Regions from separate parts of the Homo sapiens genome. Here regions 2 and 3 are each linked to region 1. A link is a loop called in an ENCODE intact Hi-C map of the cell type or tissue named here. Cell type or tissue: endothelial cell of umbilical vein. All regions are shown on one strand. Each heading gives the region's core, and the rest is flanking DNA. Links, peaks and the distances in the headings are about the cores only.

The links. A loop is a pair of places that touch in the nucleus more often than their neighbours do. Peaks named below come from ENCODE experiments on the same cell type or tissue, not always from the same donor. Only the 100,000 strongest peaks of a DNase experiment are listed, where the experiment ranks them.
Region 2: a loop joins it to region 1, with 5 times the contacts of the local background. A loop is called at or near these places in 2 of 110 quality-filtered maps.
Region 3: a loop joins it to region 1, with 14 times the contacts of the local background. A loop is called at or near these places in 7 of 110 quality-filtered maps.

What each region holds. Positions count from the first base shown.
Region 1 is chr11:86,917,184-86,921,907 of GRCh38, reverse strand. It overlaps PRSS23-AS1 (PRSS23 antisense RNA 1), which reads left to right. Exons shown (of 4, transcript NR_187135.1): 2 at 1-672. It also overlaps a transcript of PRSS23 not described here. Among named protein-coding and RNA genes, the nearest start is that of PRSS23-AS1, 19 kb to the left of the region's middle. In endothelial cell of umbilical vein, for the core only: a CTCF peak has its summit at 2,120 (motif pointing right); DNase peaks (open chromatin) are centred at 2,317 and 2,707; H3K27ac peaks cover 2,495 bases.
Region 2 is chr11:86,513,377-86,518,100 of GRCh38, reverse strand. All of the region lies in intron 4 of ME3 (malic enzyme 3), which reads left to right. Among named protein-coding and RNA genes, the nearest start is that of CCDC81, 140 kb to the right of the region's middle. In endothelial cell of umbilical vein, for the core only: no CTCF peak of the experiment used is centred there; a DNase peak (open chromatin) is centred at 2,190; H3K27ac peaks cover 2,757 bases.
Region 3 is chr11:86,358,143-86,362,866 of GRCh38, reverse strand. LOC105369421 (a long non-coding RNA gene) reads left to right here. Exons shown (of 5, transcript XR_007062826.1): 3 at 2,540-2,653. Among named protein-coding and RNA genes, the nearest start is that of CCDC81, 14 kb to the left of the region's middle. In endothelial cell of umbilical vein, for the core only: a CTCF peak has its summit at 1,904 (motif pointing left); a DNase peak (open chromatin) is centred at 1,886; H3K27ac peaks cover 302 bases.

The DNA.
Region 1 (4,724 bases), core at 391-4,390:
CTTCCCTTTGCCAGGAGTGGTGTTCCCTTTTCCACAGGTCTGGACCACAGTGTCTCTAGCTCCCGCTCCTGGATACTTGGTTACTGTGTGTTTCGGTAAAAAAGCATCCACAACATGAATATCCACTAAGCTGTAACAGGGCCTGCTGCAACTATAGTATTTCCTGAAAAAGTATCAACTGCCACAAGGGCCACAAATAAAGTCTGTGAACTTGAAATAACCATGGAGAATGAAATGTTCTGATTCAGATCATCGGTGGGATTTCACTGGGAAATCTCCCACTGGGCAAGAGTAGATGATGGAGGAGGAGAAACAGTCACTAGAAAAAGGTGATACTTTGTATCAAGAAACAATTAAAAATTAGATCACATCCTGAAACATTAAGCATATGCTCCTTTGTGAGGCTTGCCTGGCTGAACTTGAACTGGATTGAGTGAATAATTTCTTAAAAACAATCAAAATCACAGATTTATTCTATTTTAAATACTTATATTTACTTATATTTCATTCAGAAATTAGTTAACAAATAATTTTTGAGTATCCTGGGAACTGTTCTAATCATTAAACATGCAAGTTTGAAGAAAGTAAGGATGAATCTGCCTGCGTGGGGCTCTCAATCTAGCGAGAAGCAGATAAGAAGACAAATGTCAGGGAAGATCACACAACCTTCAGGTAATATTTAAGCTGAGACCTCACTAGTTGCTAAGACTGGATTTCAGAGGTCAGGTTTGGATATACAAAATTTAGGAGCTGGTACATGACATTTAAAACCATGGGAATGAATGAGATTTCCTAGATAGAAAGAAGAAAAGAATATTGACATTTAATGTTGAACGGAGTAGGAGGAGCTGAACAGGGAGACCAGGAAGGAGCAGACAGTGAACCTGGAGCATGAATAGGAGAGTGGGTGTCATGGAAGCCAAGAGAAACAAGAATTCAAGAAAGAAAGTTTCTTACTGTAGCAAATGGCGCTGAGAGGGAAAGTAAGGCCATGGAATGATGACAATGACAACAGTGACGAAGGATCATTGAGTATGGTATCATGCTGACATTTGTTTCTACCCAGGCTAGGTCGTTACTGAGGGGTGGTAGCTAAGACAGGGTGGGTTGAACATGAGGAAATGAAGACAGAACATGAATTTTTGGAAAGTTTGGCTACAATGGGAAGTAGAGAAATGGGGTAATATCTGGAAGGGGAGGGAATTGAGTCAGTAGGGTTTTGTGTTTTGATTTTACGGTAGGGCATCTAGATAGATCATGTTTATGTACCTATTCCCACTCTGTTCTCTCTTCCTGAAGAGTCTCCTCTGGCAAACTCCATTCTGTAAACGTCCGTATTTAAGTGTCCTGTTCTCTGTCAAACATTCTTCCCAGGCCTAGTATGATGTTTGTCCCCAGGCTTCCATGCCATTATGTGTACACATTATCTGCCATAAGCTTACCTTATTGCATGGCAATGGAAGTTTTTCCTCCTTCTCTCTTCTTCATTAGACAAGAACAGGGTCTTGAAAAGTAGAGACTGTGTCTTCTCAAGTTCGGACTACTGGCACAGGTAGGTGCTCAGAACTTGGCACCAGGAAGATGCTTATTAAATATTTGAAGAACAAATAAGTAAATGAATGAATAGACTAACTGAGTTTGAAGGCAGTGCTATGGCAGATTTTTCTTATTTTATGAATGGAAAAACTATGGCATAGAACAATTTGGAATCTGATAATTTTACAAATTCGTAGGAGTGCTGGAAAACAGTAAAATCTTCAGTCTTGCTCCTTGAGCTGTTGCCCAGGTCCCTCTCTGGGACTGCACTAGCAGCCCTAAAAAACACCTGGGGCTGATACCCTCACATTCACACCAAACCGCAGACCTCACCACAGAAGCACAGGCCTTCACGCTGGCGTCTGCAGTCTACTTGTAGTTTGATTTTAGCAACATTGGCCAAGTTGAGGCTGGGAAGCAGCTGGTGAACAAAGGGTGGATGCACTTTTCTGAATCTAGGGGGAGACCAGGTTAGAGCCATGCTAAGTGAAGCTGCTAGGGTAGGTGGGCCAGGCAGGGGAACAGGCAAAGATACCCTTGGCTCCCTTAAACTTGGGCTAGAAAAAACAAAGACATGGCTCAAGGAGAACCACAAGGTGTCACTGTTCATCCTCAGTTAAACAAACACTGATTTGGGCAGGGACTTGAGAAACACTGCAAAGAACTTTATTTTGCAGATGAAGAAACGGAGGCCCGGGGAGGTAACATGATTTGACTAAGATCACGTAACAACTTAATGGCAGAACAATTATGAGAAACCAAGTCTCTTAACTTTCAGACTGGCAGGACCACTTTCTCCCATTGCTCCTATGAGATGGCATTTTGAGATGAGGAGTAAGCCTTCTCTACAATCATTCACTCAAGACAATGGCTTTCAATTAGAAATAGAACAGAAAAAAAACAAGAGAGAGAGAAGAAAAGAATGAAAAAAGCGCAGCATTCACTCTCACATGTGCCTTATTCAAAGTGCTGGGCTAAGATGCCAGTGCCCACAACGAGAGAGTGGCCCACAGGGCCTCCGTCTGTGGCAGGCTTGAATACCCGAATAGAAAAGTATCAGGTAAAGGATTTCATTCTTTTTATGGCTCCAACTTAAAAAGAGTCTGGTTCCCAAGGAAAACAGGAAGCCAAGTTGCTCAGCAAAGAATTGGCTGAAACCTAAGTAGGACCCAGATAAAAACATTTGCTGGATGGAAGGATGTGGGCAAATTTCTGGGCCCCGCTGCTTGGGGATGGGAAGCTATGAGGCAGAAGACCCTTTGTGAAACAGTGACCCGTGCACCAGGCATTTTTGCGGATGTCTGGAAACTGCGAGGCAGTGGAGGAGTCATAAGTTAGTTGGTTTTTTAATTCCAACTAACTTTACTCCACCAAGTATCTCAGGAGATTTCGCCTATGCTCTTTGGCCTGACTCCCACTAGGCCCTTACTCCTTCCATGGTGGCTTCTACTGGAGCCTCTTTCTTAGTTCCCAGGTTATTAAAATAATAATAAATTCAAAGAGCTTTGTTGTTTTCTTAGGTAATATAATTAATATGCGCTCATTACAAAAATTCAGATACCAAGTAGCAGAATGAAGAAAATAAAAGACATCTGTAGTCTCTCCATTCAGAAATAACTGCTGTTAGCATAATGCTGTATACATTCAGGCTGTTGGCCTGTGGAACACCTGGTATATGTCCTCGGCCCTGGGTTTACAGCTGTAAAGCTGGCACACACTAATCTCAGCTCTCACAGAGCCTACATTCTAATTGTCTGGGAGAGACAGACAATAATATTTTGTAAAAAAGTAAAATATATAGGATGTCAGATTGTGGTAAATGCTATGAAGACAGAGAAGGGGATGGGGATTTTAATGGTGGTGAGGTGGCAATTTAAAAATAGGATATTCAGAAAGTGACATTTGAACAAAGATCTGAAGCAGATGTGGATATCTGGGAGAAGACTTCTTTCTTTCTTTCTGTACATAGACAATAATGCAATTATAACATAAACAATATATGAATACATCTTTGATTTAAAATCTTCAAATAATACAGAAATATATGGGAAACAAGGGAACAACCTTCTCACCACCCTCCTATTACCTTCTCCTCTCTCCCAATAAGCACTTTGGCAATGGTGTGTTCCCTGCCCAAGCTTCATCTCTGCATTTACATTCATTTCTGTATATACTGACACAATAGCTTTATTTTATTTCCTACGTAAATGAGCTCATCCTTTGTGAAGGTGATATCTTTTTATTTTCAGCAAAAAGAGTCGTCTTAACATTTTCTAAAATTCAAAGGTATGTGAGAGCTATAGGCCTCATTACTAAAAATGAAATAGCTAAATGTGATTGCTAAGTGTGGGTAAATGTTTTACTTCTTCCTTTGGGCTAATAATCTAGCATATACTGAATTCTATTGAAATAATTTGTTTCTGCCTCTGTCTCTGCTACTACACAGTGAATTTTTTGTGGCCAGGGAATTAGGTCTTCGCATCTATTAATTTCCTGTGCTTGGTGCAATGCCCAGCATGTGGTGTTTGGTAAATGAATAGGCAATCAATTATACTTTCATACATTACTGTGGAAGGCTTCCAATACTGGGTGAGATATTGGCTGAGATCAATCATCTGCCCTAATGTGGTCCAATCTTTTCTCCATTGAAATATCTATGTCACTATGGGACACAGCCACTGTGGGATGATAGCCAGGATGACTGTGGTCAGATCCTACAAATCAGATAGTCCGATTTTAAGCATTAGAATTAAAAAATCAAGTAATGAGAGCTACCTTTCATTCCTCTTGCTGCAAGAAAAGAGTTAGGACACAAATGTGCTAAGCACTTGACCTAACACTTCTTGTTCAAGACACAAAAGTCTCAATGAAGTAGATATTATTTTGTGGACAAGGAAACTGAAAATCAGTGATTAATATGGATATTAGTTAGATCCATTCATGTGTCTACCATACAGACTTATCAGATCTTAACATTTCCCTATGTTTGCCTTAATTTTTTTCCCCAGAAATATTACACCAGAGGCCCACGATCACAAATTCATTGATTGATTGAGACGGAGTCTCACTCTGTCGCCCAGGCTGGAGTGCAATGGCACAATCTCAGCTCACTGCACCCTCCGTCTCCCGGGTTCAAGCGATTCTCCTACCTCAGTCTCCCGAGTAGCTGGGATTACAGGCTTGTGCCA
Region 2 (4,724 bases), core at 381-4,380, 400 kb after region 1:
AATTTTTCTCACTCAGAAAAGGTTTGGGTGTTTTTCCACTCTCTACCATAAGTAACCAATATCAGCTACCGCTTTTGGAGAATTTACCACATGCCAAGCCCTAGGTCATGTTCCTGATATATATTCTTTTATTTAATCTTCATAGAAATACTTTGAAGTAAACATTATTATATGCCTAGTTTACAACTGTCAAAATAAAGGCCCAGCTCTGCCTCCTTCCAGCACCCATATTCTGAACAACTTACCATACCTAACACATACATCACTTATAGAGTACCTGCCATGTGCCTGGTGCTACGCTAGGCCCTGGGAACAAATGTCATCCTGCCCTCAGGGAACATGAGTCTAGTGGAAGGAGATATGCATCAGAGATATAATTTCCTAAATATCAATTACTACCTCCCAGTGTCATAGCATCATTTCCCACAAGGAATTCTTTTCCTTTGCTCTCATTGCCAGAGGTCTGTTGAAAGAACAGTGGATGCTGAGATGAAAAGCAGTGCAAAGTCCCTCAAAAAGGGGGTTCCCTCACTTCTACTTTAATCAGAGCTCCAACATGTCGACAGGTTGGAGCTCTGATTAAATTGGAACTGAGCATCTCTGGACATCTTTATTGAACAAACAAAATGTTTCTTAGCCATATTATGCTGAGGAACAAACAACCCTAAAATCTCAATGCCTAAAGCACAGTTTATTCTGTGCTCTGCACCATGTGTCTCTGACCCCCACATCTAGGGACTGTGCTCTATGTCACCCTCACACTGGATGCAGGCTAATGAAGTAGTCTTATCTGGAACTCTACAGGTTATGTGGCAAAAAGAAAAAGAGAAGATGGTAAATCACACTGACTCTGAAACACTCCCACCCAGAGGTGCCATGTTGCATTTTATTGGCCAAAGCAGGTCACCGGGCTGTGCTTTATTTCAACAAATCATGGAAGGGCAGCCTGCCTTGTGCTTGCAAGAGAGAACAGAATATATTTACAGAACAGAATGAATTGCTTCCACGAAGGACAGAAAGAAGTTTTAACCCTGTTCCAGGATGAACAGCCCATAACAAATATGCCTTTCAGACCAAATGAAATAAGTATTTGAAGGAATAGATCAGGTACTCCGTGCAATTTTTGTTAAATGACCATTCCCTTCCCTCTCTGCCTACTTAACCCAAAGCTCCATGCAGCAGAAGCCATGCCCCTTCTCTGGCCACTCATTTGGTCAGTGGGCCCTGATGACCAAGCACTAGCTAAGAGAGAACCTGTGGTCTTTTTTGGAAATGAAAGTAGGAAAGTCCAAATGTGAAAGCCATGAATCAGGGGACAGTGATGTATGTTCCTGAGCAATTCCCTGTAGCTTCCCTTTAAACAGCAACCTCCTGAGTACACATACAATATAATTTTAGATATAGATATTAGGCCAGGCACGGTGGCTCATGCCTGTAATCCCAGCACTTTGGGAGGCTGAGGTGGGTGGATCACTTGAGGTCAGGAGTTCAAGACCAGCCTGGCCAACATATAGTGAAATCCCATCTCTACTAAAAATACAAAAAATTAGCTGGGCATAGTGGCACATGCCTGTAGTCCCAGCTACTTGGGGAGCTGAGGCAGGAGAATCACTTGAATCTGGGAGGCAGAGGTTGCAGTGAGCAGAGATCATGCCACTGTACTCCAGCCTGGGTGACAGAGTGAGACTCCATCTCTCAAAACATATATATATATATACACACACACACAAAGAGAGAGAGAGAGAGAGATTTTATTTACTCACAACTTTTCAGGAATAAACTGTATTTTATGTAAAGCAAGACATCTATTTGTTTAAACCCTGGATTCCATAGGTAGGTAGCATGCCATATCCACCATATATTTTTCCATCCCTCAAGTTCCAAAATTGATTCCCTGAAGTAAACAGGAAAAACTTGGGAGAAGTAATCAGTAGCTAAAATTATTTTTGTTTTTGTCCTGTTCCAGTTAATGGCTATTAAAAGCAAGATTTCCATGACTGCTTCTATTCCAGATGCCCATGTTCTCAGCTCTAGGAGTAGCAAAAGAAGTTGCATTCTAATGACTCAGAGGAGTCATTAGCCTTGATGAGTGTTCAGATTGCAGTAACTCACTGCAGGATGTTTAGTGCCTTGGGATCCCCGGGCAGCCTATAATTTGCTCAAAAGCTGGAAATGTTTCTGCACCTCTGCAGAGCCTGGCCTGCGGCTTCCTGTGTTTTCCCACCTTCCTGCCTCCCATTGTGCCTCAGAGCAGGATAATACCACTTTAAACATGTCACATTAGCTGTCAAAGGGGTTTTGACTCATTCTCAAGGAGAGAAGATTGAAACAGACCCAGCTGTGGAATACAGAGAGCTCCTTGGCACCTAAATGACTACCCCAATCATCCGTAAAGAGCTGCCAGGAAACCATATCAGCGGGATCTCAGGGAGGCTCACTTTAGCACCCCCTTCAGACTTACCAGACTGGACGAGGTTAGACAAATATTAAGATTCAAGTGTCTACAGGGTTTTACAGTGTGCAGAGATTTTGCAAATTTGCCTTGTTTGATTCTCACAGTCATTCCCGTAATGGAGAAACCAATGTCCCCATTTTACAGCTGAGAAAACTAAGGCACAGAGAGGTGAAGTGACTAGTCCCAAGTCACACACCTATAGGGGCCATGTTTCTGGGATCTAAGAGCCCTGTGTTCTAATCTCACCTCCACCTTCACAGATCTACCTCTTAATCTCATCTGTAAAATGATGGCGATGCCCTCTGGATAGTGTTGCAAGAGCATTATGACAATGTACATAAAGGGCCTGCCAGTGTCCCTGGAACAGAGATACTCAAAAAAAGCTCATTAAATAAAAATAAATGTTGCCTTTTTGTGTGTGACATGTTTTCCCTTGATCTCTTTCTCACTGAATATTAGCTTTTGCGGGGAACATGGAAAATTAGTCCCAATTGTGCATCACCAAAGATCCTTATATTTTGTTCCTACTCAGTGACCCATATAATGAAAGATTTTCTACCTGCCATACTTTATTTACAACCGTCTTCTTATTTCAGTAACACACATAACTATTCATCATGGCTCCTGACAAACATGCATACTAAAATGGATGATTCTAGCTAAAACACTAATTTGTAATTATTTACAAACATTTACCAAATACTTACTATGAGCCAAATATCTCTCTGGACATTTTGCCAGCATCTGAGCCCAGGCGATCTGACTCCCGAGCCCACACTTTTAACCTCTGAACTAAGATCAGCAACACTAACAGCTACCATTTGTTATGTATTTACTATGGGCCAGCAGACACTGTAATGTATTTTTTAAAGATACATTGACTTATTTAATCATTGTAACAAATAAGTGTATGGTGCAGGTGGTGTCACTTCTTCCATTTTACACATGAGGAACTGAAGCTTGAAGAAGGGAAGTAACTTACTCATAGCCATGTAGCTAGGAAGTAATAGAGCTGGGTTTCGAGCCTGCATTTGCAAAGCACATACATTAAACCCCTAGTCTATGCTACATTCTCTCTAACATTTCTGTGAACCATCACTTGAGTTGTTTGAAGCCTCATCACTTGTCAGTGCTTTGTATGATTGGAAATCACTTGAAAATCCCCATTCCAGCCTCAGGAACTCCTGTGGGTCTGAGATCTCAGGGTGAAACTAAGCAGGCCTAGGTAGGAGCACCTCCTGAGGCACCTAAATATTCTTCCTGAAGCCACTAAGAAGGAATGCAGAGGGGTTAGTGTCTGCATTTCTCAGGTGATCAGAATCTCATGTGTATCAGTCCATTCTCATGCTGCTATAAAGAAATAACAGAGACTGGGTAATTTATAAAGAAAAGAGATTTAATAGACTTGCAGTTCCACATGGCTGGGGAGGCCTCAGGAAACTTATGATTATGGTGGAAGGCAAAGGGGAAGCAGGCACCTTCTTCACAAGGTTGCAGGAGAGAGAAATGCAAGCAGGGGAAATGCCAGATGCTTATAAAACCATCAGATCTCATGAGAACTCACTCACTATCACAAGAACAGCATGTGGGAAACTGCCCCCATGATCCATTCACCTCCCTCTCTCTGCATGTGGGGATTACAGGTTCCTCCCTTCACACGTGGGGATTACAATTCAAGATGAGATTTGGGTGGGGACCCAGAACCACCATATCATCATGGAAACAGATAAGAACCAACCCCATCACTAGTTACTGCTGGAGAAAATGGTATCTTCTGAGTGAAAATAGGCTAAATCTGTAAATACATTGCTGAGGTCATTGAAGAGGTATTCTTCCCTGGGGGTACTATATCTTCTCTGAGCTGCTTTAGATGCAGTACTACCAGGAAATGGAAGGATGGGCAAGGTTCTGACTGGCACCTGCAATACATTTGCTTATCATCATAATCCCTAGCCCCGCACATTTTACTTCCTCAATATACTTCAAAGAAAACTATTAGGGACCCCAATGTGCATTTCTGTTTGGTACAATTCCCACCTCTAGGTGTCTGTCAAGAACTAGATCCTTGAGAAAACCAATATTCTGCATTAGTGGAAAGTGCATCGGACTCAGGATCCTGGTTCAGGTGGACCCAGCTGCTTATGAGCTGTGTGACCTTGGACAAGTGACTTCACCTCTCTGGACTTTAGTGTCCTTATTTATAAAATAAAGTCTTTGGACTAGACATCTCAAAATCCCCAGCCAGGGCAATCCTTTCAAAATCCTTTGT
Region 3 (4,724 bases), core at 381-4,380, 560 kb after region 1:
GGTTCACACCATTCTCCTGCCTCAGCCTCCCAAGTAGCTGGGACCACAGGCGCCCGCTACCACGCCCGGCTAAGTTTTTGTATTTTTTTTAGTAGAGATGGGGTTTCACCGAGTTAGCGAGCATGGTCTCACTCTCCTGACCTTGTGATCCGCCCGCCTCGGCTTCCCAGAGTGCTGGGATTACAGGCGTGAGCCACCGCGTCTGGCGCAGTTTACATACTATTTGGCACATTCCATGCACAGGCTTTGTGCAGCATGCTCTTTGGTATCAGGATATTCAAAATGTAAACCTTCTTAATCCCATCTAGGGACAAAATATAGCATAGTGGCTAAGAGTTTGGGTCTAAGAGTCAATTATTCTTAACAAAAATTTGTTGAGCTCCTTATTATGTGCCAGGCTCTGGTCTGGGTAGTGTGGTAATAAGCAGCAAACACAACCAAGAGCTTGTCCTAACAGAGATCATAGTCTAGGAGGAGATACAGACAATACAAATATAAATAATATAATAATGTTACAAAGAAAAATAAGGCAGGACAATTGGATGCACAGTGAGGTGTCTATTTCAGATGGATTAATGTAGCTTCTCTAAGATTACATTTGAGCAGAGACCTGAATGACGTGAAGAAGCCAGCCATGAGAATCTTTAGTGGAAAACTAAACCCTAGGCCTTTAATTTTGCTATTCTGGAAACCCTGAGCAGGCTATTCGATTTCTCTGTGTCTCTGTTTCACCATCCATAAAATGTTTATTATTTCCAGATGGTATTAAGGATTAAGTGAGATATATGTAAAGTGCCAACACAGTATCTGACATATCATAAGGATACAATATATAATTATTGTGTAAATCATGGAATAAAATGCAAACAGAATGCATCAGTGTTATAGGGTAGGAGCTTTTGCTTATTCTTTTTTTTTGGTTTTTTTTTTTTTTTTTTTTTTGAGATGGAGTCTCACCGTGTTGCCCAGGCTGGAGTGCAGTGGCACAAACTTGGCTCCCTGCAACCTTCATCTCCTGGGTTCAAGCCATTCCCCTGCCTCAGCCTCCCGAGTAGCTGAGATTACAGGCACCTGCCATCACAGCCTGCTAATTTTTGTATTTTTAGTAGAGACTGGGTTTCACCATGTTGGCCAGGTTGGTCTCAGACTCCTGACCTCACATGATCCACCCGCCTCGGCCTCCCAAAGCGCTGAGATTACAGGCATGAGCCCCCGTGCCTGGACACTTTTGCTTATTCTTCTGTATAAATAGTGTAAGTGTTCCATAAGCATCTGAGGTTCAGTGTATTTAATGTAATACCAGTTTTGCAATGCATCAGTTTCAATACACCTCTAGCACAGAAAAGGACAAGAAAATGGGGAAGCTAAAGAGCAAGGACTGGCTAAGGAAAACTGAGTATTCTGAGGGATAGAATCATAGTTGTTACCCTAAACAGATGGCCCGCTTTTCCAAGGTCAGGTCATATGATGCAGAATTGAGACAATCCCAATAATAAGCTAAACAATTGAATAACCATAGTTAAATCCAAATCTGTTTGTACATTTTTCACACCTTTGTTCATTCTATTTCCTCCACCTGAAATACTGTCCATTCCCAGCCTACAACCTGTGATTCCTAGAAGGCAATGTGCTTTCTTAAGCCTCTCTACTTCTGGTGGTTCTTTCTTAAATTGGAATTCCCCTCCCAATCTCTATCCTGTCCTTGGGTGCAAGCCTCAACTGTGGTTAAGGACGCCCTCCCCTGCCTATCTGTATAGCTAGGTTAGGCGTCCCTCATCTGGGCTTGCATTTCCCCAATATTTCTTGAATCACTGTTAAGTAAAAGAGCTTCCTAAATATGCAAGTGTTTGGGAATGTCCTCAGGATCCTTGTCCTCCATTCTATACATAAAGCACCATCTGGTGGTGAAAGAAGATGACTATACTTCTAGGTCACCAAGATGTGTTTTCTGTTTTCTGAGCTTTCAGAGAGCTTTTAAAATCATGTTAGAGGAAAAAAGCCACACTGACTTGCATAGAGATGTACCTATTGCCAAAGAACAGTTTTTCTTGAGTGAATGTTTTCTGCTTTCTTGCTCACTTCCATTTTCTACCACCCTTCTCCCTGTTTCCTTCCATCCTTATTTCTCAATTTCTTTCTCCTACATTTCAACTGGCCCACTGAAAACACAGTTCTGGCCAGGCACAGTGGCTCACGCCTGTAATCCCAGCACTTCGGGAGGCTGAGGCAGGTGGATAACTTGAAGTCAGGAGTTTGAGTCCAGCCTGGCCAGCATGGTGAAACCCTGTCTCTACTAAAACTACAAAAATTAGCCTGGCGTGGTGGCGTGTGCCTGTAGTCCCAGCTACTTGGGAGGCTAAGGCAGGAGAATGGCTTGAACCCAGGAGGCGGAGGTTGTGGTGAGCCGAGATCGTGCCATTGCACTCCAGCCTGGGTGACAGAGCTAGATTCCACCTCAAAAGAAAAAAACAGTTCTGGTTGGCATTTGTTTTGTTTTGGCTGCCCTAAGAGCCTCCACATTTCCTTTTGGAATTCACAGATCTACATTGTGTGTAATCTTAGTGGGGCTGCCATTCCTGGTGACTACATTCCATTACCAAAGCCGAAGGAAACAGATCCTTGCCCTCCTTGACTCTGCAGGACCAGGGGCCAGGTATGTGACCCAATATCAGTCATCAGATGCTCTTTCTGGGGCTCAGACTGTTGAGCTGTTGACAGGCAGACAGCAGGAAAATGTGGAAGTTATTTCCACAGGGATGGTATGCACTTTTCACTATCTTGCTTTAAGAAAATTGCCTGGGTTCCTAATGGCCAATCCCCCAGATCCCTCTTGATTCCTGCCCATTTCCAGGTCTGATTGTCCTAGCTCCCATCACTCTGAGCATCCCAACAGTCTTCCAATAATTTCCTTCTGCTTCAGTTAGTCCAAATCAATATCTGTGGCCTTGTCTGCTTACAAGTTTATAAAACCACTAAATATCCAACTAGTGTGGTGGCATAAAAGGAGACTATCCACCCCTCCACCCCATTATCAGAGAATAAACTTGAGGATTAAAGAGAAACATTTAAATCCTAGCTTTAGTTAACCAGGTTGCTTAAGTAGAGCCATGTGCCGTTAATGTGAGGGTCCTTTGAAATGGAAACCAGAAAAAGGAAAGGACAAATGTCAATAGGAAGATTAGATGTTTCTAATGTAGATTAGATTGCAGAGTGATGGAACGAAAATTAATCCTCAATTAATCCTCATAATGGCACATTGATTTGTGGTACTTTAGGGGGAAACCAGCTGCAGCTGGAAAGCACTCAGTGGACTCCCCCTGTTCTTCAGTCTTTACAGAATCTCTCTCCCTGAAGAGACAAATGGAGACAAAAAAGCAGAAAGAATACATGTGTACATCCAGTGGCTATATTAAGCAAGAAAATCTATGAAATGCAAAAGAAACTAGGGGCTGAAACTTTATTCGGAGGGCTAAAGGGTGGTTTGTGTAAAAGAAACGGAGAATTGCTCCTGAGATAGCCTGTCATCTGATGGCTTATGAGGTGAGGTTCTGCCTTCCTCTTGCTTAGAGGTGGGGAGAGACTAGACCAAAAGCTGAATGCCTGATCTCTGCCTATGGACTCCAAGTGACTCAGGAATGTTCACTTGACTCTTTAGTAAAGAACAGCTTGAAGCTCTATAAAGGTCTAGTTTGTACACAGAGAAAACAACCTATTTGGATCAGGGAAGCAGAACCCCACTCCATATGGCTGCTGACTGGCCTCCCCCTCACTGTGGCTCACTATAGAGGAGAAGTGTCAGTAGCTGGAGAGATTGTAAGGCTGATTCCCTTTCTGACTCCCTGGGATATCCCTTTCTCAGAAATACAGAGAAACTGTCAACGAAAGAGTTGACACTAGAAAATAAGTAGGGCATACCCAAGGGCATACTCAGTCACTGTGTCAGAGGCGTTTGAACCAGAGTGACTCCATTTTGAGTGAGGGCTAGGAAAATAAGACTGGGACTTGCTGGGCTGCATTCTCAGAAAATGAGGCATTCCTAGCCTCTAAATGTTTACGGTTAAGGGAACAAATTAATAATGTTTCCTAAACAGACCCAGACTTGGGAGTGTCCAGATATCCTGATATCTGGAGAAGAAAGGCATTCCTGATTTTGCTTTAAAGATAATAGTATCAATTCTTGCAAAATATAGTAATTAAGAAAATTAATCCTTTATCACAAACCCTTGTAGCAGAGCACATCTCCCCGTATATACAAGCATTGTACCTAGGGTGGACGCATTCCTCTTCTGACTTTCAGGAACGTCCTACTCTTATCAATGGAGTAGCTGTTCTTTCACCACTTTATTTTCTTAATAAACTTGCTTTTACTTTGCACTGTGGACTCGCCCTGAATTCTTTCTTGCATGATATCCAAGAACCCTCTCTTGGGGTCTGGATTGGGACCCCTCTCCTGTAACAACTGGTCCTCACTTCAATGCTTTATTGGACTGCTTTTGTTATTTGAGGCTTGAGGGTGTTAGCAAAAAAAAAGTCCAACTCTGTGAAATATTTGACGTGGTTTATTCTAAGCCAAATATGAGTGTCATGGCCTGTGACACAGCCTCAGGAGGTCCTGAGAACATGTGCCCAAGGTGGTTGGATTATAGCTTGGTTTTATACATTTTAGAGAGACAGAAGTTATAGGCAAAGACATAAATCAATACATGTAAGGTATAAAAGGCAGG